Regions from separate parts of the Mus musculus genome. Here all the other regions are linked to region 1. Evidence: chromatin loops called from intact Hi-C (ENCODE). Cell type or tissue: heart. All regions are shown on one strand.

Evidence for each region. Hi-C counts contacts between places; a loop is a spot of excess contacts. Peaks named below come from ENCODE experiments on the same cell type or tissue, not always from the same donor. Only the 100,000 strongest peaks of a DNase experiment are listed, where the experiment ranks them.
Region 2: a loop joins it to region 1, with 4 times the contacts of the local background. A loop is called at or near these places in 15 of 42 quality-filtered maps.
Region 3: a loop joins it to region 1, with 2.4 times the contacts of the local background. A loop is called at or near these places in 2 of 42 quality-filtered maps.
Region 4: a loop joins it to region 1, with 3 times the contacts of the local background. A loop is called at or near these places in 2 of 42 quality-filtered maps.
Region 5: a loop joins it to region 1, with 2.4 times the contacts of the local background. A loop is called at or near these places in 3 of 42 quality-filtered maps.

Annotation. Positions count from the first base shown.
Region 1 is chr1:57,426,703-57,431,702 of GRCm38, forward strand. No RefSeq gene overlaps it. Among named protein-coding and RNA genes, the nearest start is that of Gm22371, 6.8 kb to the left of the region's middle. In heart, a CTCF peak has its summit at 2,404 (motif pointing right); DNase peaks (open chromatin) are centred at 2,409 and 3,259; H3K27ac peaks cover 583 bases.
Region 2 is chr1:58,142,926-58,147,925 of GRCm38, forward strand. Aox3 (aldehyde oxidase 3) reads left to right here. Exons shown (of 35, transcript NM_023617.2): 11 at 3,499-3,650; 12 at 4,269-4,362. Among named protein-coding and RNA genes, the nearest start is that of Gm39643, 5.1 kb to the left of the region's middle. In heart, a CTCF peak has its summit at 2,032 (motif pointing left); no DNase peak of the experiment used is centred here.
Region 3 is chr1:57,490,204-57,495,203 of GRCm38, forward strand. No RefSeq gene overlaps it. Among named protein-coding and RNA genes, the nearest start is that of Gm22371, 70 kb to the left of the region's middle. In heart, no CTCF peak of the experiment used is centred here; no DNase peak of the experiment used is centred here.
Region 4 is chr1:57,848,117-57,853,116 of GRCm38, forward strand. The region is part of intron 3 of Spats2l (spermatogenesis associated, serine-rich 2-like); the gene reads left to right. Among named protein-coding and RNA genes, the nearest start is that of Spats2l, 76 kb to the left of the region's middle. In heart, no CTCF peak of the experiment used is centred here; DNase peaks (open chromatin) are centred at 1,985 and 4,945.
Region 5 is chr1:57,509,459-57,514,458 of GRCm38, forward strand. No RefSeq gene overlaps it. Among named protein-coding and RNA genes, the nearest start is that of Gm22371, 90 kb to the left of the region's middle. In heart, no CTCF peak of the experiment used is centred here; no DNase peak of the experiment used is centred here.

The DNA.
Region 1 (5,000 bases):
AATTAGGTCCCTATTGGGCTCATTGACTGGAACTATGCTGCCTCGTTGTGTCCTTTGTCCAAGCCAGCAAGGGCAGTCACTTTGTGAACTCCACCACTTCTGAGAAGACCTTCCTGGACACCTAAGTAAAAGCAATACCAGCCCCTCTCTCAACCCTAATATGTACAAGAATGTCCACCTGTCAGTCCTTGTTATCTCTCAATCCTTGTCTGCCCTGTACGCATTAGAGTTTCTCTCTAGCACCCCACTGTATACATTCTGCTTGACTGAGCTCCATTCAGGACAGGGTTAGCTAAATGTTAGACTACTGACATTTGAGAATACATAATTCTTTTTATTTTAAGATTTATTTATTTATTTATTTATTTATTTACTTACTTACTTATTATGTATAAAACATCTGCCTGCATGTATTCCTGCAGGCCAGAAGAGGACATTAGGTTTCATTACAGATGGCTGTGAGCCACCATGTGTTTGCTGAGAATTGAACCCAGGACCTCTGGAAAAGCAGCCATTAACCTCTGAGCCATCTCTCCAGCCCCCAATACATAATTCTTTTCTGATGGTTTCTGGAAGAGCTGTCCTGTGCAGTGTAGAATATTTAATAGTTTTCTAGCCTTTGACCATTAGACACCTCTATAGAGACAACCAAAACGTCCAGACAGTGCTAAATGTTAAGTACTCATCTGAACACTTAGCTGCTGTTGTAACTGTTAATGTGAGAAACACTTAATTTATCAAAGCTTGTCAGCCCCAACAAAAGCCCCCATTTCCTCAACCCCATCTCCTTCCTCCTTACAGCAACTGACCAATCGTTCCTGACTGTCACGTGAAAGGAAAAGTATCTGCCCAGAACATCCAAGATCAAGTTCTCAGAACAAAGGAGGGACAGAGGGCAGGGGTAAGGGACAAAGACAGGAGGTAGAGGAAGAAGAGGAAGGGGACAAGGGAGAAAGGAGAAAGGAACACGAGGGGAGGGGCATTTGTCCAAGGGGAACAAAAGTCCGCCTCTAGCTAAAGAGGGGACAAATGGCAGATTACAAAGGTAAAGAGGGAACCCCAAGTTAGGAGGATGTGGTTAATTTTAATTGGACATGTTAATTAGGTGAGCCAAAGAGGGCTCTGATTGCTGAACTATAATACTTTGATAGCTGGACCTTGGTAGTCAGCCTCAGAAGTAAGTGGCCAAAAGAACGAACCTTGATGGCTAGCTTTAGGAATGTAATTTATTTTTATTTTATTTTATTTTATTTTTTTAGCAAGGCAGAGGGAATGGGGGAGAAGGGTAAGACCTGCCAGAGCCATGCCCTACATTCTAGAGCTGGCTAGAGTCCCTTCAGTGAAGCCCAGGGCCCACCAATGTGACGAGACACAGTCACCACCTATGTCAGGGATAAAAGACAGAAGCCAGAATATTCTGGCTGAATGTGTTGGTTAGCTGTGTTGGAATTCTGGCACACCATTTAAAAGAAAGAAAGAAGAAAAAAGAAATTACTTTGCTGAATTACTCTTCGTGTGTTCCTTTGTGTGACATAGAGGTTATACTTTTCCCAACACTATGAAGCAAAATTGTCTTATACTAATAGTAGTTGTCATTTATCTATTGCCTACAGTGCCCTAGGGACTCACACTCAATATTTCCAACAAGACTTCCACCTTAAAGAGGGGTTATCATTATCTTCATTTTACAGACAGGGGAATGGGGGCATGGAATGATTTACAAACTTGTCTGGGTTTGTGCCATTGGTAAAATCTAGGCTGCAGAACACTGGGCAAACAGGAGTAGGCACTGCTGTGAGAATCTTTGCCTACCTACCCACTAGAGCAGAGACTGGGAAGCAAGCGAGCTCCCAAGCGGTGCATGCGTTCCGAGTGATGGTGCCAACTTTCCTTTCTAAGCCTTAGTGACTGTTTTCAGTCCTCATCATAACAGTAACAGGATTCTCTTAGAAATTAAATGCAGCCGCATACGTGAAAGTACTTAGCTGGTTTCTGGCACACGGGTCGCTCTGAATTCCTTTTCCTTCCTCTCCATATAGCCCCATGCCCTTAGCACTGAAAGTAGATCCTGAACACCTTGGTCAGACAAGCCCACTGGGAAATCTAACCTTTAAGCGATCTGTACTTTCACAGATCAGAATTGAGCAGAGCAATCTCCCTAGAAACAGCCTGCCATGCTGGCGTCTTGTCCCACATTGCTAATGACCAACAGTACCAGCCATCAGCACTTGCCAGCTAAGCCAAAGGGGGCTTTTAAATCTGCACTGATTGGATGCCATGGGGCTGGGTTGACAAGTAGCCTCCTGCTCCATTTCTAGATGCGAGTCAGTGAATTAATAGCTTGCCCCATTGTTTTCTAACACAGCCAATTAAGTGAACAGTCTGAATGTTTTGGCCAGCAGGCGGCAGCCTTTGCTAACATAATGGTCGGTACTCCTCTGTCTGGCAGAACCCCACCAAAAACTGGGTGCCTGTGAGGTTTACATGGTGTAGCCTTTAAATTGGGACGGGGCACAAATCTTGGCAGATAGAATTCCGAGAACTGGAATGGGGGCAAACCCCGTGTTGGTTTTTATCCATCTCCAGCTGAAATGGAGAGTTTTGATTCAATTGTGAACGCAAGTCAAAGATAATTTGCAGCTCCCACTCGGGACAGCTAGAAACACTGCTCACACTCTTCATTGCTTTAAAACTGCAGTAACTGTGGAACCTGCTGCTAGCTCTTGTTATTTAGCACATTAATATAGAAGTACACATAGAACCATATCACATATCTGTTGGTTTTGTTTTGACATTTTAATACCTACCTTTTGATACCACTGGCTTGCTTTGAGTTGTTATAGACGGTTTTATTTAGTTTTAAGTGTATTTACTTTAAAGCATTTTTTTTAATGATGAGAAATCTACAGACTTCACCACTCTGTCAATAGGTCCATAATTTAAAACCAGTACCAAGAGCATCCAGTGACAAGGCTACCAGAACAGTCTCTAGAAAAAAGAGGATCAAAAGATTTTTTTTTTCTTTTTTGTACTCAGTAGCTGTGACTTTACTCTTATCCTTCCATCTTTTCCAAAGATGTGTGCCATATCTGTATGAAACTGTTTGCAGCGACGCCTGGCAGAGTACACTTTAACCTCAGGGTGAGATTTTGGCGTATTCAGATCACATTACTAACAAAAGCTTCAGTGTCTAGGATGCCTGCCATCCCTGCCTAGGGAAGGAAGAGGCACCCGCTCTTCCAGCTGCTTTCACATCTTTGTTCCGCTTGATTTATTGCCAGGGCTCAGGGATCCCCGTCGACAATTACTTCCTTTTCGGCAAGAAGCCCTGCGTTCCCTCGAAGCGTCACTTCTAGAATCTAGTCTCCTCTTCTTCCTCCCTTAAGAAATATTCTGAAATATGTTTAATAGGAGGGGGAAAAGTGTTCTTAAACACCCCCCTCCCATCTTCTTGTTTCCTTTCTCCCAAGTAAGGGAAGCCACACTAATTGGGCAGACCCAGCCTGGGGCTAGGTACATTGTCCATTTTCCTGATACTTTATCCCTGAGTGTTGTCATGGAGACTACAGGAACCAAACAAGTCCACTGGAGGAATGTTACCTAACACTTTCTCATTCTTGGTCGCTGAACCATCTTCCCAGCTGGATCTTCCAACTGCCTCTATCCCCACTGCTCCCCAGCCTTGCTTTTTCCACCCCTAAGTAAACCTGTTTTTTTCTGCTGTGCTAAAGTACCATAGTCCAGGCAACTTAAGGGAAAGAACTTGTTTTGGCTTACAGTTCCAGAGAGATAAGAGTTCCTGTTGAGTCGGGCGTCATGACGCACACCTTTAATCCCAGCACTTGGGAGGTAGAGGCAGGCAGATTTCTGAGTTCGAGGCCAGCCTGGTCTACGTCTACAAAGTGAGTTCCAGGATAGCCAGGGCTACACAGAGAAACCCTGTCTCGAAAAAACCAAAAAAAAAGTAGAGCCATGGTAACAAGCAGCAGGCACAGCCAGAGTTTGAAGACCAAACTGCAGCCATAAGCACAAAGGGAGAGAAACCAGAAACTGCAGGAGGCTCTTACTTTCAAAGTCCACCCCCAGTGACATACTTCCTGAAGCAAAACCACACCTCTCCAAACACTTTCACCAACCGGGGACTGAGTATTCATACCTGCAATTATTACAGAGGACATTTTCATTTGAACCACTGCTACATCCCGTACTCCCTAAAAAGACACCAACAGCATCTGCAGTGGCAAAAATAACAAAAACAGGAAGATGCTCTCTTATTTCTTGAAGGCTGACGCTGTCCCCGTCATGTGTCCTTTCGACCAGCCATTGAGTATCGGTAGTGCTCACCAAATCTGTATCCATAGGGAAACTGAGACTCCGATCTTTTCCAGAACTTTACACATGTATCCAGGAGAACATTCTGGATTAGGGTGAGTCCTGATTCCATTGTCTGGTTCTTTTGAGATGAGAAGAGGACGTGGAGAGAGGATGAAAATGGGCGCAGTCAGTGGCCATCACAGTTGTGAGCTGAGGAGGTCTGGGACCATCAGAAGCTGGAAGCTGGAAGTGAAGTTTCAGGGGGAACATAGATTGATCATATATTGATTTTTGGAACCATAGATTCCGGAAAGATGAAGGAAAATGATCTAGCTGTTTTGAGACACTAATTTATAGTTCTTTGTTACAACACACTGGGGAAACTAACAGGAAAGCAAACACAAAGTGTTCATTTCACGATGAAGCCAGTGAGGTGGCTCTCACTGCTCTCGCTTGTCAAATGCAGAAACCTGAGCAGAGAGGCAGAGGACTTGCAGAGATTGGCACAGCCTGTGGAGTGTTGGCATTTGAACCTCTGATCTTAGTAACCCTAATGCTTTCCTTTCACTGCCCCTGGGTGTTGGATCTAGTTATCTGTTGACTATGCCTACTGGTTAAAATGATTTACGATCCCATGATAGCTGTGTTGCCAAGGGGAATAAGGACTTTCCAGTGGATCTTCTGTT
Region 2 (5,000 bases), 720 kb after region 1:
TCCTGAGTTTAGGAAATCCTGAAAAACTTTGCACATCCTGTCTTGAGATTCAACTTTTTCCGCAGAGAACTAGGCCTCGAATAATTTTTATTGATTTGCTCAGACTCTCATCCTGCTATGTCTAAGGTCCCCACTCCTTGAAGAGTACCTTCCCTGTTGTCTTCACTCTGGCAGCTGAGAAAATGGCTACCCTAGACTCCATCTGGTAGACACCCTCAGTTCTTTCTCCAGGGCCACAGAACTGATTTCAGGGAATGCCCACAGCTCTCCAACAAGGAGAAGCTCAATGGCCCTCCTGCACGAGATCGTACTCAATGCTTTAGGTAAATGCTAGTCCATGAAAAGTGCAAGGAGAATAAAGCCATGTCCCAACATTCATTTTTCAGTTCCTTTTCAAGTTATCGAGTTTCTCCCATGAGCCAGGTACAGGGCTGTGAGCTGGCTGATACGGTCTCCCAAGAAAGACACGGTTTCTTCCCTCAGCATTAATCACACAAGCAGCAGATATGAGAGGAAGCCTTCAGATGATGTGATGCTGTGGGTGCTGTTAGTCATATTTTATCTTCTGCAGAGTCTTCCTCCACAGCTAACAGGAGCCTTCAAAATGGTGCTAAGTTTAGGATTGCGACACTTTCAGTGCTTTTCAAGCTTCAATTAAAAAGAATCTTGGACTTTTCTTTTTAAGGAAGGAATAATACAAAGGTAAATAGAAATTTGTTAGTGGAAAACCAGATACAAAATTACTAGCATCAGATTGAGAGTTGTATGTGTCCATGTTCTTCTCAACATGTTGTGTTTTTCCTATTAACGGATACATTTAATAAAGGGAAGGATATTTTTTCTTTTTTTTTTTTTTTTGGTTTTTTTTGTTTTGTTTTGTTTTGTTTTTGTTTTTGTTTTTCGAGACAGGGTTTCTCTGTATAGCCCTGGCTGTCCTGGAACTCACTTTGTAGACCAGGCTGGCCTCGAACTCAGAAATCTGCCTGCCTCTGCCTCCCGAGTGCTGGGATTAAAGGCGTGCACCACCACGCCCGGCTATGGGAAGGATATTTTTAAATGGTGCCTTTTGAACCAGACTTAGTAGCTCATATCTGTTATCTCAGCATCTGAGAGATTGAAATTGGAGGGTTTCTGTGAATTGGAGGCCAGCCTAGGCTATTCTATAGTGAATTCCAGGACAGTCTGAGCTGTAGAATGTCTCTGTCCCTGTCTGTCTGTCTGTCTGTCTGTCTGTCTGTCTGTCTCTCTCTCTCTCTCTCTCTCTCACACACACACACACACACACACACACACTTGTCATCCTGTTGGAGCAGCTTGTGCAGAAGAGCATGCGCTGTGCTGGGGAACCTCCTACCTGACCGGCACGATCCTGGCAAGCCTCATCTTGGGGTAACTGAGAACCTGGAAACAATACACAGGCGCACATACTAGGTTTGTCATGGTTGCCATCCTCAGCCCTGGTTTCAATGCTGCTGAGTCATGTCACAGCCCTGTCTCTGAGCACTCAAGTCAGACAGTCTTCATCTTGCCAACAAATGGATCCTCGTGCAGTAAGCGTTCTTTCAACATCCACTGGGCTGTAAATAGATCCCTGATCTATAGTTTCCAGTGGCCTAGATCACTATTTGTTCAATGATAAATCACAGCCAAAGGAAGGCAGGCCAAATAGGTTGGCAGCCTGAGTTCACAGTGTGAGATGAAAAGCCACGCGGGGTAGAGAGGCGGACAAGTAAACAGATCTCATCTCTCTAGATGAATCTTTGGACTTGTGAGCTGGGCTGTTTATTCTAGGTTAACTGACTGGATAAACATATCAAAACCTGACCAAAAGGAATTCTGCCGGGAGGCGAATCATCCACCACACCCATTAACACCAACTGAAGCAACCCTGCCTTTCTCCAGGGAGGGAGGCAAGCAAGCCCTGTGAGACAAGAGCCTGCTTACTGCAGATTCTTGTCTCCACAGCCCTTTTGCTTAACGTACCAAAAATTACATCACGAGCTCCCTCTGCTGAGCGTACACTGATAAATCAGAACCTAAAACATTTGTGTTCTGGGAAAGGTAAGCAGTTATAAATTAAAAGTTTCTCTATAGGAAGTCCAAGACAGGGTGTCACATACAAAGCAGAGAAGTACTAGCTGAACATTTCTGGTTTCCCGACAAGATTTTCTAAGCGTGGCTGCTGGTGGGCTGGTGATACACAAGGACCAGAAACCTCACCAGGAAGAGCTTGCACATGCATCTTCCTAGCACTTAGCAGAGCTGAAATCACACCATTTATTGCTTGCCCGGTTTTCTCCTTCCCTACCGGATGCTGACTTAAGAGGAGACCTTGTCTATATTCTCTGCCCTAGGATGACGAGCACAGCAGATGCTCAGAAACAGCTACACAGTGGATGAGGCAGGTCGAAATTTATTCATAGTGTCTTTTAAGGTAGTCCTCCAACTAGAGAACGATAGAATACTAGTCACACAAGGACAGATGCGTGTTTACTAGTAAGTAATAAATGAGAAAGGCAAGGCTGGGAAGATGGCTCAGTGGTCAAAAGCACTTGTGGTCCACACAAACCTGAGGACCAGTGTTTGGACTTCCAGAAACATGAGTGGGTGTATGAATGGCCTGCCTTTAATTCTAACTTTGGAAGGCAGCAACAGAAGATCCCGAGAGCAAACTGGTTATCAGGATTATCCATATAAGCAAGCTCTGGGTTTGACTGAGAGACTCTGCCTCAATAAATAAGGAGGAAAACTGATAGAAGACGATCCTAAAATCTTATATGTGCACACATGTGCCAGCACAGATACAAACAAGCACACTCACATGCACATGAAAATGGAAGGAAAAATAAATAAATGTGAGGGCACCTGTGGACAAGGGAATGGAATCCAAGTTCAACTTTGAAATGGGAAGGGTTTGGTATGAACCAAGGAAAGACGTGTTGTGCAAGTCATCAGAGATACAGTGGTCTGAAAGCAGGTCTTCATACTGCCGCACTGGCACTTACCATCTGCTGCTGAGGGGAGACGTCACACAAGCTACATGGAAGATCACGGCTATGACCAGGGCTGTACAAGAGAGGCACATGATGTGTTAGGGAGCAGGTTAACAGGGCAGCCTGATGAAACTACAACTTGGGAAGGCAGATCCCAGAGCAGGTAGGTGGGAAGCAGCAGATGGAGAAGGTGGCGGCTTCGTGAACAGAACACCAGGGGCAGAAAACAGCGCCTGATGCTAAGTCACAGACTGGGCAGAGGACAGCAGACAGCCCTCAGCCCTCACGAGGGAGTGAGCGCTGGCTGTCCTGGTGTGTTCGGGTGCCTTTCAGGGATCATGTAGTATTTTTGCTCTCTCTTCTTCATATTTATAAGGTGATCTAGTGAGCATGTGGAACCTCCTGAGTGGGAAAGACAGCATCATAATCAACTCTTGACGTCGTTCCTCACTTTCCCCCTCACTCCCCGGCTTCCAGAACATTAACAAAGCGCTCTCACTCTCAGGGCTGACACTGGGCGCAGGCCTCAGCCTGACCCAGGTGAAGAACGTCTTGTCTGACGTGGTCTCCAGACTCCCTAAGGAGAAGACGCAGATATACTGTGCTCTCCTGAAGCAGCTGAAGACCCTGGCTGGGCAGCAGATCAGGAATGTGGCCGTAGGTTCTCTGCAACCCTCCTCTGGGTGGGGACTCTTTAAGGAGGGAAGATAGCATTCATCACTCTTTCTGTTTCTGGCTGTATCCATTTGTGGTTTCCACACGGCTGAATGAGAGGTTGCCCACTTCTAGATCCCTGTGGAGTAAGCCACTTAAATGACCAGGTTGGTGTGCAGGGACGTCTCTGGCCCCACACTCATAGTCCCACCTCCCACCAATACTTAGACGCAATTTGTGTGGCTTCCTTTAACCATGTTTTTGTCTGCTGCCGTGCAAGCCTCATGTGCATAACTGGAACAATGTCCGCATCCATAAATCTCAACAAGCACCTTCCTAATAGAGGTGGCGTTTGCTGTGTTCCTAATAGAGGTGGCGTTCACTGTGTTCCTATTTTTTTTTGGGGGGGGGTGTTGCTATTGTTGTTGTTTTGGGGTTTTTTTGTAAATAATTAAAAGGATAAGCCGTTGCTGTAAACATTTCAGATTTTGCAAGAAAACCTGGAGCCCTGCTGGCATGTTTTATTCTAATTGCTGAATTATCCTGAAAAGAAACACTAGGCTCAGCGGACTTCAGCGCTCACAACAAAAGCCTGGGGATGCTTACAAATCTTTCCTTTAGTCCTTAGGTGGTCATATTATCAGTAGACTGCCGACCTCTGACCTCAACCCTATTTTGGGCATAGGCAATTGCATCCTCAATGTTGCCTCAACAGGTAAGTGACTGAGTTCCCTTCTAAGTACAGGTGACAGTTTCCCAGACACTAGCCATAGAGACGTGGGGCGACGGGAGCTCACTGTTTATACTATTAACCCAGTGCTGAGGTTTCAGTCTGTTGTGGAAAGACCTAGAAGCACACACATCAGGAAGATAGTAAGCAAATGGCACACTTCAAGAAAGCCAGAACTGTCAGTAAACCCACCGCTACTTGATTTGTCCTTTGATCTGGTTGTGTTAGGTATTTACATAATTGTCAACCTGATAGGCTCTGTAATCAGGAAGAGACACGCTTTAGGAAGATCTGTAAGGGATTGTCTAGCGTAGTCTGCAGCTGGGCATGCCTGGGAGTGACTGTCTTGGTCAGGTTAGTTGGGATGGAATGACCCACCCTAGTGGAGGGCCACGTCATTCCCTTGGCTTGGGTTCTGTACTGAAGAGGGAGGAAACTTAGCCCAGCAGGTAAGCATTGCTCTCTGTTGCCTGTCTACACCACGAGAGCAACAATTCCAGCCTCATGCCATCTAGCTTCCCCATTATGATGCCCTTTGCACTGTTAGCCCTTTCTCCCCTACGATGTTTTGTGCAGACACTTTGTCACAGAGACAGAGGATGCTACCAGGACACAGATCATCG
Region 3 (5,000 bases), 64 kb after region 1:
AGATGATAAACATTGTGCAGATGTTCCCCAGGACAGTAACCCAGCCTGCCTTTGGCAGTTTCACACACAAGTGACTAAACACATCAGTTCTGGAAATACAGGGGCATGCGCTCACGGACTCTTCCTCCCTTGCAAAAAGCAGAGGCTGAGATTAATTAAAGCCAGGAGCTTGTTACTTTGAAAGATAACATAATGTAAACTGTTCCAAAATGATCTCCCTTCTAGCAAATGAGGCCTATTGGGGGAAGCCAGGGAGGTAAACTAGGGGGAAAAAAACCCATTGAATTCCCTTGGCCAAAGGTCTGCTGATTTTTATTTGCATATTCAGGCAAATATTGGATGGTCAGAGTCACATGTATTGAATGAATAACTGAGTGCCTATGTAAGAGAATGAATGATTGGAATTCTGTATTGACTAAGTTATGGATGCAAGTTGTGGTTAGCAATCCTGGCTCTGAGGCGTGGGGTTCCCATTAGGTGCTTAGCCTCTGTTAAGTGTCCTCCTTGCCTTATTATGCATTCTGTAGGTCAACACTATAAAACAGCTGTTGGTTTTTTGCCTCCGATATAAAATGATTAAGGCTGTGGTGGATTCAAGCCTAAGTCTTCTGTTCTTAGCTCACACCAGCACTGGAAGTTGCTCAGCAATGGTCAAATTCAGTGCAAGGGTCTTATTTATTTGTGGTCTTAATTGGCCATAGAATTTGCTGATACTCAATTTTGAAGGACTCTAAGCTACCACTCCTTATGTGTGTAGGTTGGGAGTTAGGCCCTGTACTGGCTAGTTTTATGTCAACTTGACACAGCTGGAGTTATCACAGAGAAAGGAGCTTCAGTTGAGGAAATGCCTCCATGAGATCCAACTGTCAGGCATTTTCTCAATTGATGATCAAGGGGGAAAGGCCCCTTGTGGGTGGTAGTCTTGGTTCTATAAGAGAGCAGGCTGAGCAAGCCAGGGGAAGCAAGCCAGTAAAGAACATCCCTCCATGGCCTCTGTATCAGCTCCTGCTCCTGCTCCCTGACCTGCTTGAGTTCCAGTCCTGACTTCTTTCAGTGATGAACAGCAATGTGGAAATGTAAGCTGAATAAACCCTTTCCTCCCCAACTTGCTTCTTGGTCATGATGTTTGTGCAGGAATAGAAACCCTGACTAAGACAGGCCCTGTCCCTTGTCCACGGTCATTTCACTGGCAGGTGGAAGGAAGACACAAACTGCAAGTGAGCTAGTATGTGCCAGCTAACTCTCACCAGGCGCTTTACTGACATTATCATGGAGATGTAATCAAAACGAGAATCAAATGAGTTGAAATAATGAATTTGGATCATTGCAGAGTTTCCAAAAATCACTTAAGCAGGCACCATGGAGGAATCAACCATGTGCCTATGACTCCCACGGTAGAAATAGACATCAAGAGGACAGATGTATGAGCAACACTATCACTCAAAGCCATGGCAGGAACACGATGAACTTGTTAATTGTGGGGTGCCTCCAGAATATTTGAATATAACATTACAAACATCGGTATGTGTCCTATGAGCAGGTTTCTGACAGCAGAGAACCTGATGATATGATTCTGGTTAAAGCTTGAAGCGGGAGTCATGAGTGATGCTGAACATGCGCTATCAATCTCTGATGACCACTGACTTGATTCCCTGAACTAATCTTGATGAGTTATACACATACACACACACACATATATATATATATACACATATACATATAATGTTGGCTATGATATATTATGTTATATATAATACATTACACAATGTATTAATATATTATATTAATATATATAAAAACAGTCAGGACTTCCAGATGAAAGTATGATCTTTGGTTATGACTGCTAACTGGGAGTTTCTGGAAGCTGCACTTCTTGCCATGAGATAATGAGGTCTCAGAGACAAAGAGAAGAAGAAACAGCAATGAGGGAAAGGGACACAGACCACAGTAGCTTCAGGTTCCCTGTTAGAGCTTCTGAGAACCTGGTTCCTTTAGCCATTGTGTAAGTGCAGTTTATCCACCCTGCAGGTGCTGGAATTGGTATCAGCTTCCTTTTTAGTCCATTAAGTTAACTTGAGCTGGATTGTCATACACAGAGGGCACTGGTCCCAGGGTTTACCATTTCCTTAGGCAACATGGGTAGAATCAGGAGGATGCTCAGGGCAGAGGGTTATGACCCTATGGACACAGTTTGCCTATTTGCCCACTAAGCATTCATTTTCGCAAATTAGAGCCTTGCCTCCTGTTTCTCTGGTCTTAGATTGTCTTTTGGGTAGTTTTCAAGATCATAAAGTCAAAGACCTCGTTTTACTATGAAAAATTGTCAACAAGAAGTTTGACAACTTGTTTTAAATCATATGTTATAAACCCTGGCTTTGAATCAATTATTATGTACTGAGGTTAGGAAAATTAATTTAATGCAAGTATAAGATAATAAAAAATGAGGAAGAACATTTTATGTCTAAAAAATCTAATCTAGTCAATAGGGAAATGTAAATGCTTGTGTTGCTTTTATGACTATTGATTGTAGCAAATCACAGATTGGAGAGACTGTCTCAATGATTGTTTTGGCACTCACAACCCTAGTCAGATTTCATCTGCTGTCACTTCCTGAAACATGGTCAAGCTGAGAATAAGACCTAGTCTTCTCGGTCAAGGCTAGATCCCCCTGTCACAAAGATGGGTGCAGGAGTGAGTGGCTCATTGTCTGGTAAAGGACTAACCAGAAACTATTAGGCAGTAAATTAGGCCCTTTGCTGAGATTTACTGATAACAGATGTGGTTAGGGGCACACCGGCTTCTCTCATTGTTAAACTGAGAGGAAGTGAGTCTACAGTGCTCTTAGACTTTTGCTGCTTTGATGAAACACCATGACCAAAATAACCAAAAGGCAAGTTGGAGAGGAAAATGTTTATTTGGTTTACACTTCCAGTTTGTAGTCTATCATTGAAAAATCCAGGGCCAGAACTCAAAACAGAATGGGAAGCTGAAGGCAGAAGCTGATGCAGAGGCCGTGGAGGGGTGCTGCTTACAGGCTTGCTCCTCATAGTTTGTTCAGCCTCCTTTCTTATGGAACCCAGGACCACCAGGGGCAGTCCCACCCACAACGGGCTGTGCTCTCCCACATGAGTCACCAATGAAGAAAATGCCTATAGCAGGATCTTACAGAGATGTCTTATTTTCAGATAACTCTACCTTATGGCTTAAAACTAGCCAGCACAAATGCCATATACCAGTTGCTTTTGATCAGATGGGGAATGGAGTCGATGAAGAATATATTTTCAGTTGAGGGAAAACATACACTAATAAAAATAGGTAAGAAAAGAGAGAGAGAAGGTATGTGTGTGTGTGAGAGAGGAACTGACTTGGTAGGAGATTTGTCCTATCTCTAAGTTCTTCCATTTCTGAGCAGAGACCTATATCCTCTGCTTCTTCCTGAGAGCCAAAAATTGTTACAATTTTCTAAAGTTATTTGAAAGTAAGTCCAACATCTAAAAAGAAAAGGAAAGTTTGATTGCATCAGTGATACCATCCTTTCTTCATTAGCTGCCTGCAATCATCTGAGTTAATACCCATTTATCAGTGCCAAAAGAAAATCTGAGGCTACCTTTAAATTCAAATGCATACGTGATGGGAAGGGGCAGAGAACACTGTACTAACATCATGCCATATTCCAAACCAAATTTGGACTCTACATCTAACTGACAAAAAAAAAAAAAAAAAAAGAAAGAAAGTTTCAGAAAAAAACCCTCAGAAGGTTTCAGAATATAATCTTAGGCTGGAATAAGCTTTCAAAAACCAATCTACTCAGAAACAAGGAAAACACTGACATTTTGGCTAAGAAAATACTTAAAACTGTCAGAATATGCAAGCTGCTACTAACAAATTTATTGGAGAATGTTTGCAAAAATGTTTAATTATTATAGATTGTCATCTATATTACATACGAAGTTTCTCTAAGTGTATGAGCAAATAGTTCCTAGGAGGAAGACAGATAAAATAAATAACTTAAAAATAAGCAACTCCAGGGAGAGGGGAGAAGGGGGAAAGAGAGGGAGGGTGGGAGAGGGAGAGAGAGAGGAGAGTGAGGAGAGTGATTTTAATCTTTCAGTGCAAGGAACAAGGCTGAAGGTTTAAAGTAAAATTGGAAAAAAATATTGGAAAACATAGCCTTTTCTTTGAGAAATTTCCCCTGTGTTGGCAATGTTTTATCCTTCTTTGCAGGCCCGAAGCACTAATATATAATATTTCTGCCTCACAGTCAAGCAGAACCCACAGAAAACCCCTTCATGTTACAGGATAGCAACCACACAATGCCTATGTCCCTTCAGTTACTGGCTTCAGTATTTGCTTTCCCCAGGGCTGGGTCTATTGCTTTGTTTTGTGTCTGAGACTTACTCCTTTATATTCCAAGCCTTACCTAAAATATATCCATAGACCAGACTTTCAATAGATGTTTGGTAAGTGGATAACAAGTCCGTGTTAGGTCGTGGTGGACACTGTTAAAAATCAATACTTATATTCTGTAGGAAAGTGTCTAACTTTCTCTCTCCTTTCAACTAGAGATATTGATTGACACATATCATTTTATTCATATGAGAAAGTAGAGAAACTGGCAGGGAAAATTCTGTATTTTATCAGTTGTGACATACCATCTTTGGGTGTTTATTTCTATACATAATATCATTCCTACAGCATGATAAAACTAAGGTGCTTTTGTTTTTTTGTTTTGTTTTGTTTTGTTTTGTTTTGTTTATTCAGCCAGTGAACAATTCAACTGTGGAGAAAGAACGTCTCTGGCTGCCAAATGCAAACCTTACTGCTGCATCATTTCATACCTGAGAAGCATAAGCATGAAATCTTACAGGAAGGGTGTCAGTGGCTTCAAAGGTGCACTAGCATCGGCAGACAGGTGACAGCCAGAGAAGCCCTATAGGAAAACACCAGCAATGATGGGTCAAAAGTCATTTATGGGGCCAGGGAGTGGCTCCATTATTAAA
Region 4 (5,000 bases), 420 kb after region 1:
CGCAACCTTAAAAGCATGAGAACTTAAAAAAAAAAGAACCCATGAGATTGTAAATCTGAGACCTCAATAATTAATAAGTGCAGAGAGGTGACACTGGCCCAGAGCACCAGAGGGAAGTTCAGGCAAGAGGAACCCTTCCTGGTAGTAAATGCAGATCAACTCTCCACTTCACAAAAGAATAAGTATTTTCCTCCTCGGTTGGCATGCAAGCACCCCACTGTGCATGGAAGACTGGACAGTGAGTCTCTGAACTAGTTGGAAGGTGATCTACATAGAGAAGTAGCCTGCTACATCAAGCCCGTGCCCTTTCTGCAGGTGAATGGTCAGCTTCCCGCCACTCTAAGAGTCCCCATCAACTCCGGGTGCCTTTTCTGACTTGCAGTGCCCAGGAGCTACAAAGGACTGTAAAGGTCATTGAATACATCCACCTTTTCTCCGCACTCAGAGACCTGAGGCTCACATGCCAGGCCTACATGAGGCCCTGTCAGGATGAAAGGCATCCTTTACAGACAAGTGCGGCTTCCTCAGCTCCCCTGCCCAAGCCTGGCTCCTTTCCTATCTACTCCTACTGCATGTCGCTCTGGGATGATGGATGTCAGGTGGAAGATGAAATGAGTCAGTCTTTCAAAGGTAATAGCATGCCCTGAACTAAGAAAAACTGCAGATGTCTCTTAAGATGTTCCTATTCAGGAAGACCGGTGGACATTCTTTTGGCAAAAAGTGGGACCTTCAAGACTGTTGGTACGATAGTTCAGAGTCCCCGAACTCTGACAGTTACTGTGAGCTGAGGCAGCAGGGCTCGGTTTGAGTCTCGGTCCTCTTAACTTTTTGCAGGTTTTTGACTTAGTCTCTTTGTGCTCAGTGCTCACAAGTATAGAATGAAACGAGTTCTAGTTTCTACCTCGAAGTTAAGAGGGATAAATAAAAATTTAAAAAAAATAACCCAAAAACCAAATGAGTTGGGTCTAGATGTAGCAGAGTCCTGACACATTACGAGCTCTCTGTAAGTGTGCTAAATGATATTGATAACCTTAGCAAAAGCACCACGCTTCAGTTCGTAGGAAATAACCCTGTTTATCCATCCAGGCTTCTGTGGGGTCTCTGACCATGAGCCTGGCTGAAACCCTGATTGCCACCTTCCTTCTCCCTCAGCCCAGCTCCTGAGTCACCCAGTCTGTCATGTGGCAGACTATTTGCATTTCTAACAAGTCCTCAGTGGTGAGGACATTCCTTGGGGAACCCCCATCCCCAAGAACCACTGCTCTGGTACAGTACTTTGCAGTAGAACATATGCATGCCCACAGACACGATTTTGAATTTTGTAGTAGACATGCTAAAGGAAATATATAAATAAAAGGAATGGATTTAAAAATTGGGTACTATGCTTTGCTTAACTTATCTATTTTATTATTTTAACATACAGGCAATATAAAAATATGAATGAGACAGTTTATATTCTTTTTGTGTTAAGTCTGTAAATTCCTGGAACTATTTTATATTTCTAGCACATTCCAGAGCAGCTATATGGGACATCGAGCTGGAGAGCAGTTGTTTTTCAATCACAACCTCAGCTCCTCTGGACCACCCAAACCTCTCTTTTCCAAATACCTCAGTTGAGGAGTTTCTGGTCATTAGGCAAGACACCTGAAGGGTCTCTAACCTGTCCCATCATGAAGTTAGGACACTTACTGTCCACTCACAATGATAACTTATTACTCTAGCAATATCCCCAGATAAACAGTCTGATTGTTATGTTTTTTTGTTTTTGTTTTTGTTTTTTTACAAATTGTGCCTCAGTAGCAGTCATTAAGATCATTTTCTTAAGTTTCTCTCCTGGCTACCTCTGGTTCTCCGAGGCCACTTCAGACAGTGTGAACAACCTGAGAACAAGAAACTAAACCGGAGAGCCATCCTGGGTTCCAGAGAAACAAAAGTGAAACCAAGTCCCATCAGGGCCTCCACAGAGAGCCAGGGCAAATGCTAATCAGCCAGGCATCTCAGGACACTCTTGGAAGTTTTCCTGTTTCCATGACTGCAGGAGAAACACAAATATGTGAACTTGGGAGTAGGCAGTTGATCACACTGACATACCCAGGAAACTTCATTGAATTATGCCAATTAGAAATGCTAAGGTAAATATATTTGTCAGGATTCCTACTACTCGGCTTTATTTCTCATAAAAATGTTTCCTTTTGTTTGGAAGCTCGCAGGTTTCAGAATGGCATTAAGGCATGCTAAGTAAGGGCATCACTCAGCGGGTACTTCAGTTTGATAGAACTTCATGCCTGAAGTGGTCCGTGTTAACCATATTTATGTTTTATTAATTTTACTCTGGAGGAGTGTGGAGATGATATATTAAAGTGGTGAATTCTTTCCTTTGTGACTGATGTCTTTGCCTAATAAGTATTTTACAACTTTCGTGGTCTTTATTTTTGTCTAGGGTATATACTAAAATATATGATAAAACATATTTAAAATGGTATTATAGCTATCCAAGTTATAATTTTAAGAAAAAAAATCTTAAAACATTAACTAAGCTTTTGAAACGCTACGTGAATAACAGCATTTAGATTTTGGGGCGTCTTTGTGCTGGCTGATAGACTGGCCGGGAACACGGTTTCGTAGACTAGAGTACAGTTGTTATGTCTCAGAACACCAATGCTGAGGAAAAATCATTAGGCAACTTCATTGTTGTACAAGCATCATGGAGTACATGTACACATGTCTATATTGTGCAGCCTCTTCCACAGATCACATGTGTGTCATATGCCAACCTGTATGTAGCTCACCATTGACCAGTGCCATATGCGGTACAAGCCTACAGTTAGGCCCCAGTAACACTGTTTGTTCCAAGAATAGCTTCAAGTGCTAATAAAAATTAGAAACCAAGTGAGAGTTTTTTCTTTGAAGAATTCAGAGTTCTCTCTGCCTTGTAGACTTGAAGCTCTTGTGATCAACAAATGTTAAGGAATGAATCATGCATCACATTGATCCATAATACACTACCAGGTGTCATAACCAAGCAAGGATTAGAGGAATTGGGAAGACCTTTTGTCTCTAAAGACTCACCAAAGGACCAATTCAACACTGAAGGCTTCTGTCTGCAGCTTGTGGGGCTGTCGGTTCCCATGGTTGGATGCTGGCCTTTGTCATAGGCAGGCTGGTAAAAATGGGTCTCTTGGAGGGCATGTTCCTTTACTATCGAGAGTAAACAAGGCTGAGATTAAAGAGACTGACTGGTCAGATGCAGTTCATAGCAGGAAACAGAGTCTCAAAGGCTGAGGCCACAACACAGTTCATCCTCACAGGAGACAGGAATGAGTCTGCTCCCATGGTGCACGAAGCATTGCAGAGGCCAAGTGTGCTTCTGAGCACCAGGCAGGACAGCACCAACTGAAAGGCGCAAACACTTGTGTGTGTGTGTGTGTGTGTATGTGTGTGTGTCTGTGTGTCTGTGTGTGTGTGTGTGTGTGTATGTGTGTGTGTGTATGTGTGTGTCTGTGTGTGTCTGTGTGTCTGTGTGTGTGTGTCTGTGTGTGTGTATGTGTCTGTGTGTGTGTGTATGTGTGTGTGTGTATGTGTGTGTCTGTGTGTGTCTGTGTGTCTGTGTGTGTGTGTCTGTGTGTGTGTATGTGTCTGTGTGTGTGTGTATATGTGTGTGTGTGTCTGTGTGTGTGTGTATGTGTGTCTCTGTGTGTGTGTGTGTATGTGTGTCTGTGTGTGTGTGTCTGTGTGTCTGTGTGTGTGTGTGTGTGTGTGTGTGTGTGTGTGTGTGAGCGTGAAGCCGAAGTTCTCCCTCACCAGCCCATGGTGCCCCCAGCGGCTATCCTGATCAGTAGAACCCAACTTCGTAGCTAGCGACTTAACTCATAATTTTTAAAGGCAAAGTAAAATTTTGATCTGTTTAGCTTGAAGCCCTTCAATTAGTTTCTATAATTGGAGATCTGGGCAATTTCCCAACCTTCTAGTGTATACCAGCCAACAGAAAGATGTGGTTTGGAAGGGACACTAGAATCTACACAGAAAGAAGACCCTGCAGGGGAAGCCCTTCACACAGGGCCGGGGTGAGGACCAGCTCCTACCATTATTCCTGTCTTCACATCTGAGAAGCCTACATAGCCCCAATCCACATTTGTAGCCAGTATTGCCTTTCATGGAAAAACAGAATCCTACTGGCATTAGTACTTAAGAAGAGCCTCTGTTGGATTGTACTGTGAGGTCAGTGAGCAGAGAAATTGCCAAGCAGGAGTGTGTGTGTGTGTGTGCGTGTGTGTGTTGGTGTCATGCACGAGCCTTATCTTGTGAACATATCTTACCATCAGCACTGGTGCCACTTTCTTAGAACTTAGGAACATCTGTTCACTGGGATCTCTCCCTGGCTCCCCTACGGATTATAACTCTTCAGCTTCAGAAAATGCTACATATCAAATCTAAACTTTAAAGCCCAAATGCCAAAACAAAACCAAACTTCTTCCACCAGGTTTCACAGGTCTATAATGGTAAAAGTAGATGTGTCGAGAAAAGCCAGCTGGCGTAGCTCTGGCTCACAGGCTTTTCCTATCAAATGACACCAAAGCAGGTGTCACCATTCACTTCCTGCGTAGCTCTGTATGTGTATGTCTTAGTGACCCGCCCATATGTACACAGTCACACACCCAAAAAAGCTAGGTAACCGGAGATGTTTACGTAATGCCAGAACTTCCATCTAGATAAGACAACCAAACTGGTGTCTGCTGAGTGCCCTCTCTGTAGATGTCTTGCAGGCATAGTGCCGATGAAGGTTTCACTTTCCATGGCTATAATCAGAAAATCCCTGCCCAGCTTCCCTGTTCATTGTTAGAGACAACCAGAGAATAATTGTTTCCTGGAACCATTCAAGGGCAGGAGTAAGCCAGAAAAAAGTGGAAGTCTGATTTGCCAGCTAGTACATTTGCTGTCTCCCTCATGCCAACTTTGGGGGCATAGCATTTGCCAAACGAAAGAGGTAAGAGGTATTTTTC
Region 5 (5,000 bases), 83 kb after region 1:
TATGCTTTTTTTCATACTATTTCTTTTTGAAAATTAAAAACCTCCCTTGTATCATCAAGGATTTAAGGAGCTTTACAAGGATACATGGGGGGAAAAAAAGTAGCAAGCCAGCATAAATTAGAACTATGTGAGGAGCCAAAGGAGAAAACAAAGACAGGGACCTCAGTGGAGCCAGGGGCCCTGGAACACCCAGGGTGCTCTCTGAGCTTTGCCCTCTCTCCTCAGGAAAAAAAAAATGCTACAGATAGTTTTGCATCCACATTGTTTATCGTGCAATCTCTAGCAGTGCCACCAGCAATCATAGAGATACCTTCATGTTCCTGAGGACCACTGACTTGCCCAAATTTTAATCAAGGATGCTGTATAAGTCAAGGACAACCTAATTTACTGTGTGCTTTGTTATTTAAAGATGGATAGATTTAATCATCCCATACATATTCTTTGTAAATTAAGGGCAAGCACGCTACATGTAAAATATTAAAAAATTCAATAAATCAAAATAAGTAGGAATCCACCCATCCTGGTTCTATAATGCAGTCAGTTAAGCAAGGAAAGCATTCAGGGGTGTGAGACTGGGATCTGGAGCACGCTGTCAGGAAGGAAAACACCACCCAGTCACGACCTTGAGTAGTGTAGACTCAAGCTTCCGGGTCCACCCTGAGTGAGGAGTCCGGCCTGATCTTGAACAAGGCTATTCTTTTTAAAGTCTTACGTTCAAAAAAAAAGTCAACATTTGAAGCCAGTTTCACATCTGTGGTCCAGTGGAGAGCAGAGGTTGTGAATGAAAAGTGTTCTATTTGCAAAGAAGTGAAAGCACCCATATCCATCAAGGATCCAGACAAGATCCAGTCTAGCTTCATTGTTTGCTAGGCGTCTCATCCAAGACCCACCCCCAAATACATGTTCTCTCTCTCTCTCTCTCTCTCTCTCTCTCTCTCTCTCTCTCTCTCTCTCTCCCTCTCCCTCTCCCCCTCCCTCCCCCTCTCCCTCCCCCTCCCCCTCCCCCCCCTCTCTCTCTCTCTCACACCCACACACCTTCACGTAGATTCACCCACATGTTCATACCCTGCCCCAGCCCACACATGCGCATCATAGGACACTGCAGAAGCGATCACTCTCTGTAGCCCTCAGTGTAAGCTGGAACTCCCTACAGTGGTCTCTCCTTTCCATCCCTGCTGCCCCGTCTTTCCACAACAAACCCTACTTGTCCCTACAAGTCAACCTAAATGTCACTTCCTCCTGAAATCATTCGTGCAGGATATGGACTGGCAATGTCCCTTAAACGGCAGCTTTCATAACTTTGCTCAAAGCAGTACACAGAAGAGATGTGTTACCATAACATTCGACTAACACAATTTGGAGAGACTACTGTGTCAGAGGAGAGCTGCCAGGGGCGCCACCACACCTCAGCTGCCTGCCACTGAGTTTCACACAGTGTGAGAGCCCAGCACAGAGAAATCAGCAGAGATTAGGGAACACTGACGGATGGTAACAGATGGGGTATTTATTTATTTCAAATCCTTTTTTTTTTTTTTCTGGGAAAGCCACATGAGATATATATCTTATTTCCAGAGAAGATTCAGAGGGAAACAGCTGTCATGTGGTTTCATTCCAAAACTCTTTAGTACAGAACAAACAATATGAGGGAGACTAGACAGCCTGAAGAGCAGACCTCCAACAATACAGACCCACCTCAATGGCAGTTCCCTGTCTCCTGTAACTTCCCAACCTAAAGCGAAATTCCCTCCAATAAACCAGCGCAATGACCTTTGAGTGTTAAATAAGGCTTCACACTCTGCAACTGTGATCAAAATATTCCCATGCTGGGTTCCCTCCCTCCCCCTTCCAAATGGAACCAAAGTGCTTTCAGAAAATTTATGGAATCCTTGAAAACCTAATGGTCCCTCAGTAGCCTTGGGTAAGCTACTGAAAATTTTAATTTCTGCTAACCTGCCTGCAGCTGAAAACAGCAAAGGAGATGCTTTCCTGTGGGCTCCCATTTGGGTTTCCGTGTTTCGTCAGAGTGTTCCACACTCTTGCAAAGCAGGCATGGTAGACAAGATTTGCACGGACCTACACATCTGTGGCACTGACTTGGTCATTCCTTGTATTTTCCTGGAGTAGGAGACCTCCCAGGTGCCTCCTGCTTTCTGCTTTTTTTTTTTCTTTTTTTTTTTTTTTTTCCTTTGGTTTTTCCAAGACAGGATTTCTCTGTATAGCCCTGGCTGTCCTGAAACTCACTTTGTAGACCAGGCTGGCCTTGAACTCAGAAATCTGCCTGCCTCTGCCTCCCGAGTGCTGGGATTAAAGGCATGTGCCACCACGCCTGACTTGGTTATTCCTAAGCCATAGGTGGTTTGCTCTTTAAAACGTCATTCAGCAGATTTTTTTGAACCAGGATGAAAAAGTGGATCTGTTTCTGAGTTTCATAATTGGAAACAGAAGAATAGCTACTAAGGCTTACATATAATTCTTTTTAAATGCTGTGTCTATGCATCTAAACATTTGCTTGGTTGTTTTGTTTTGTTTTGTTTTACCTTCCTACCCAGAATCTGTTCCCTACCCTACCATTTTCTTTTAGACAATGACACCCAATGTCCTTTTAATGAACCATTTCTCTTACTTTTGTGGGGCCACCCTTAGGGATGTGCTGCCCTCCTCTGGCCCGCTCATGAGCTGGCTAGACCAATGTTGAGGATGGTTGGCATTGACCCATCCCAGAGCTGGGACCCTGATGAGGCAAGCTCCTGTTAGGAGCCAGATAGATCTTGTTCTCTCACATCCCTTGATTGCTGCTCCTTCCGTTCATGAGGTTCTACTGCTTTTGCAATACACTGTTTATCTTGGTTGGTAAACAGGAATGGGTAGCGGGGATTTAAAAATCAAGGAATTCATACTATAAAAGTATTGGAAACAAGATGTGATATTTAAGGAAAAGGAAAGGATACTTAGGAGAGAATGCAGTGACTTATGAGAGAACACAGTATGGCCCAACAGGATTGTTGGGCCAAACCATGCAAAGACTGGTCCCGGGCAAGGACCACGCTGCTGCCATCAGCCTTTATCAGTGCTGCTCTGGGCTCTACACTCTGGGAGTTACTGAGACAATTGGTATCTTTGAATGATGAACATGATTTTCTCCCTGCCAACAGAGCAGAACATCCCACACAATTCAAATATTCAACACATGCATGAGTTAAGGTCTCATGTTGCACACCAGCTCCTCAGGGGAGCCCCAGCGAGAGCTGCCATTTCAGCTGCAATAGTGGATGGCTGAGTTCAGCAGAGCAGATTTCAGCACATTTAGGAGATACTCAACTCTCTGGCAGACGACGCCTATAATTTTCAAAAACAGAAATGATTGCATGGGGTCAGAAATGAGTCAGAAGTGAGGACTGTGAAAAAGATTGCATATAATAGAGGATAGAATGCCAAATTAACAAATAAACCTGCATAGAATATAAAACAAAATGATGGATTGCCATTCTTCTTTACATAAGATGAACTATTAATTTCTCTTCACATTAGAGCTCTGAGCCAGAGGCCCTGCCAGAGCAGGATCTGCCTTCCTGACCCACAGGAACTATGAGATGATAAGTGTTTACTATAAGCATGCCACAGTTAGAGTAATTCATTATGTAGCCATTGATAACTATTAAACACTCCAGTAAGAAGGCAGAGATTTTCCTATTGGATTAAAAAGCAAGATTCAAATATTTGCCACCTGTGACAGACATATTTTATAAAGATATAAGTAGGTCAGAAGTGTGTGGGAGATATCCTGGGCTCATGGTGTCCCAAAGACAGCTGGAGTGATAAACCTAACAACAAATTGAGTCGATTTCAGAGCAAAACTATTGCTGTGGAAAGTAAAGGTTATTTCATAATGCTGAAGGAATCAATTCAAGATGCTTTAATAATCCTAAATGTTTATGTGCTTAATCATGAAGCTTCCAAATATATAAAGCAAAAAGCTGGTAGAACTGCAGAGGGAATGAGATCCTTCCCGATTACATGGGAAATGCAAAGTCTTCTAATGGTAATTGATACTTTTGTATCAATTACTACTGAAAATTTCTGTAAGGGTTTAAAGAGCTTGAAAAAGACATATAACCTAATTGACATTTACAGAGCTCTTTACCATCAGCATCAAAGTGCACATTCTTTTGAAATGCACACAGAATATTTATTTACATAGGAATTCTGAGCTGTAAAAAGGCTAAGTAGGTCTTAAAAGATTTGAATCATACAAAACACATTCTCTGATTATACTAGAATTATATCTGAGATCAATAAGAGAAAGAACTCAGGACAGGAAAATCTCCTTCTATTGAGACACTAAGTAGCACACTTCTAAAAAACGCATGGGACCAAGAAGCAATCAAAAAATGAACTCAGAATGCATTTTGAATGGAATAAAAATGGAAACATGGCATATTAAAATTTGGGGGATAAGCCGGGTAGTGGTTGTGCACGCCTTTAATCCCAGCACGTTGGGAGGCAGAGGCAGGCAGATTTCTGAGTTCCAGGACAGCCAGGGCTACACAGAGAAACCCTGTCTCAGAAAACAAAACAAAAAAATTGGGGGGATAGAATTCGAGCAGTACTTAGAATGAAATATATACAATGCTAAATAATCAATATTAAGGAAAACAAAGACAGTTTCTAATCAATGATTTCAGCCTCCTCACTAGCCAACCAGAAGACCAACAGCAGATGAAAACAAATATTAGTATTAAAAAAATGGTTGTAGCTGAGGTAGTGAATGGAAAACATTAGGAAACCCGCCTCCTCCACATTATTTCTGCCAGGCATTTTATCACAGCAATGGGAGAAGTAACAAATACAGTTGATTTCACATTTGATAGCTACCCAACACATTTACCATATTAGCACACCAAGGATGCAGAAGCACAGTCATCCTAGGAGCTGTAGAAAAGTCCGAAGACAAAACCCAGGATCTGCTCTTGATATAGTCTCCCTGAATTACATATAGGGAG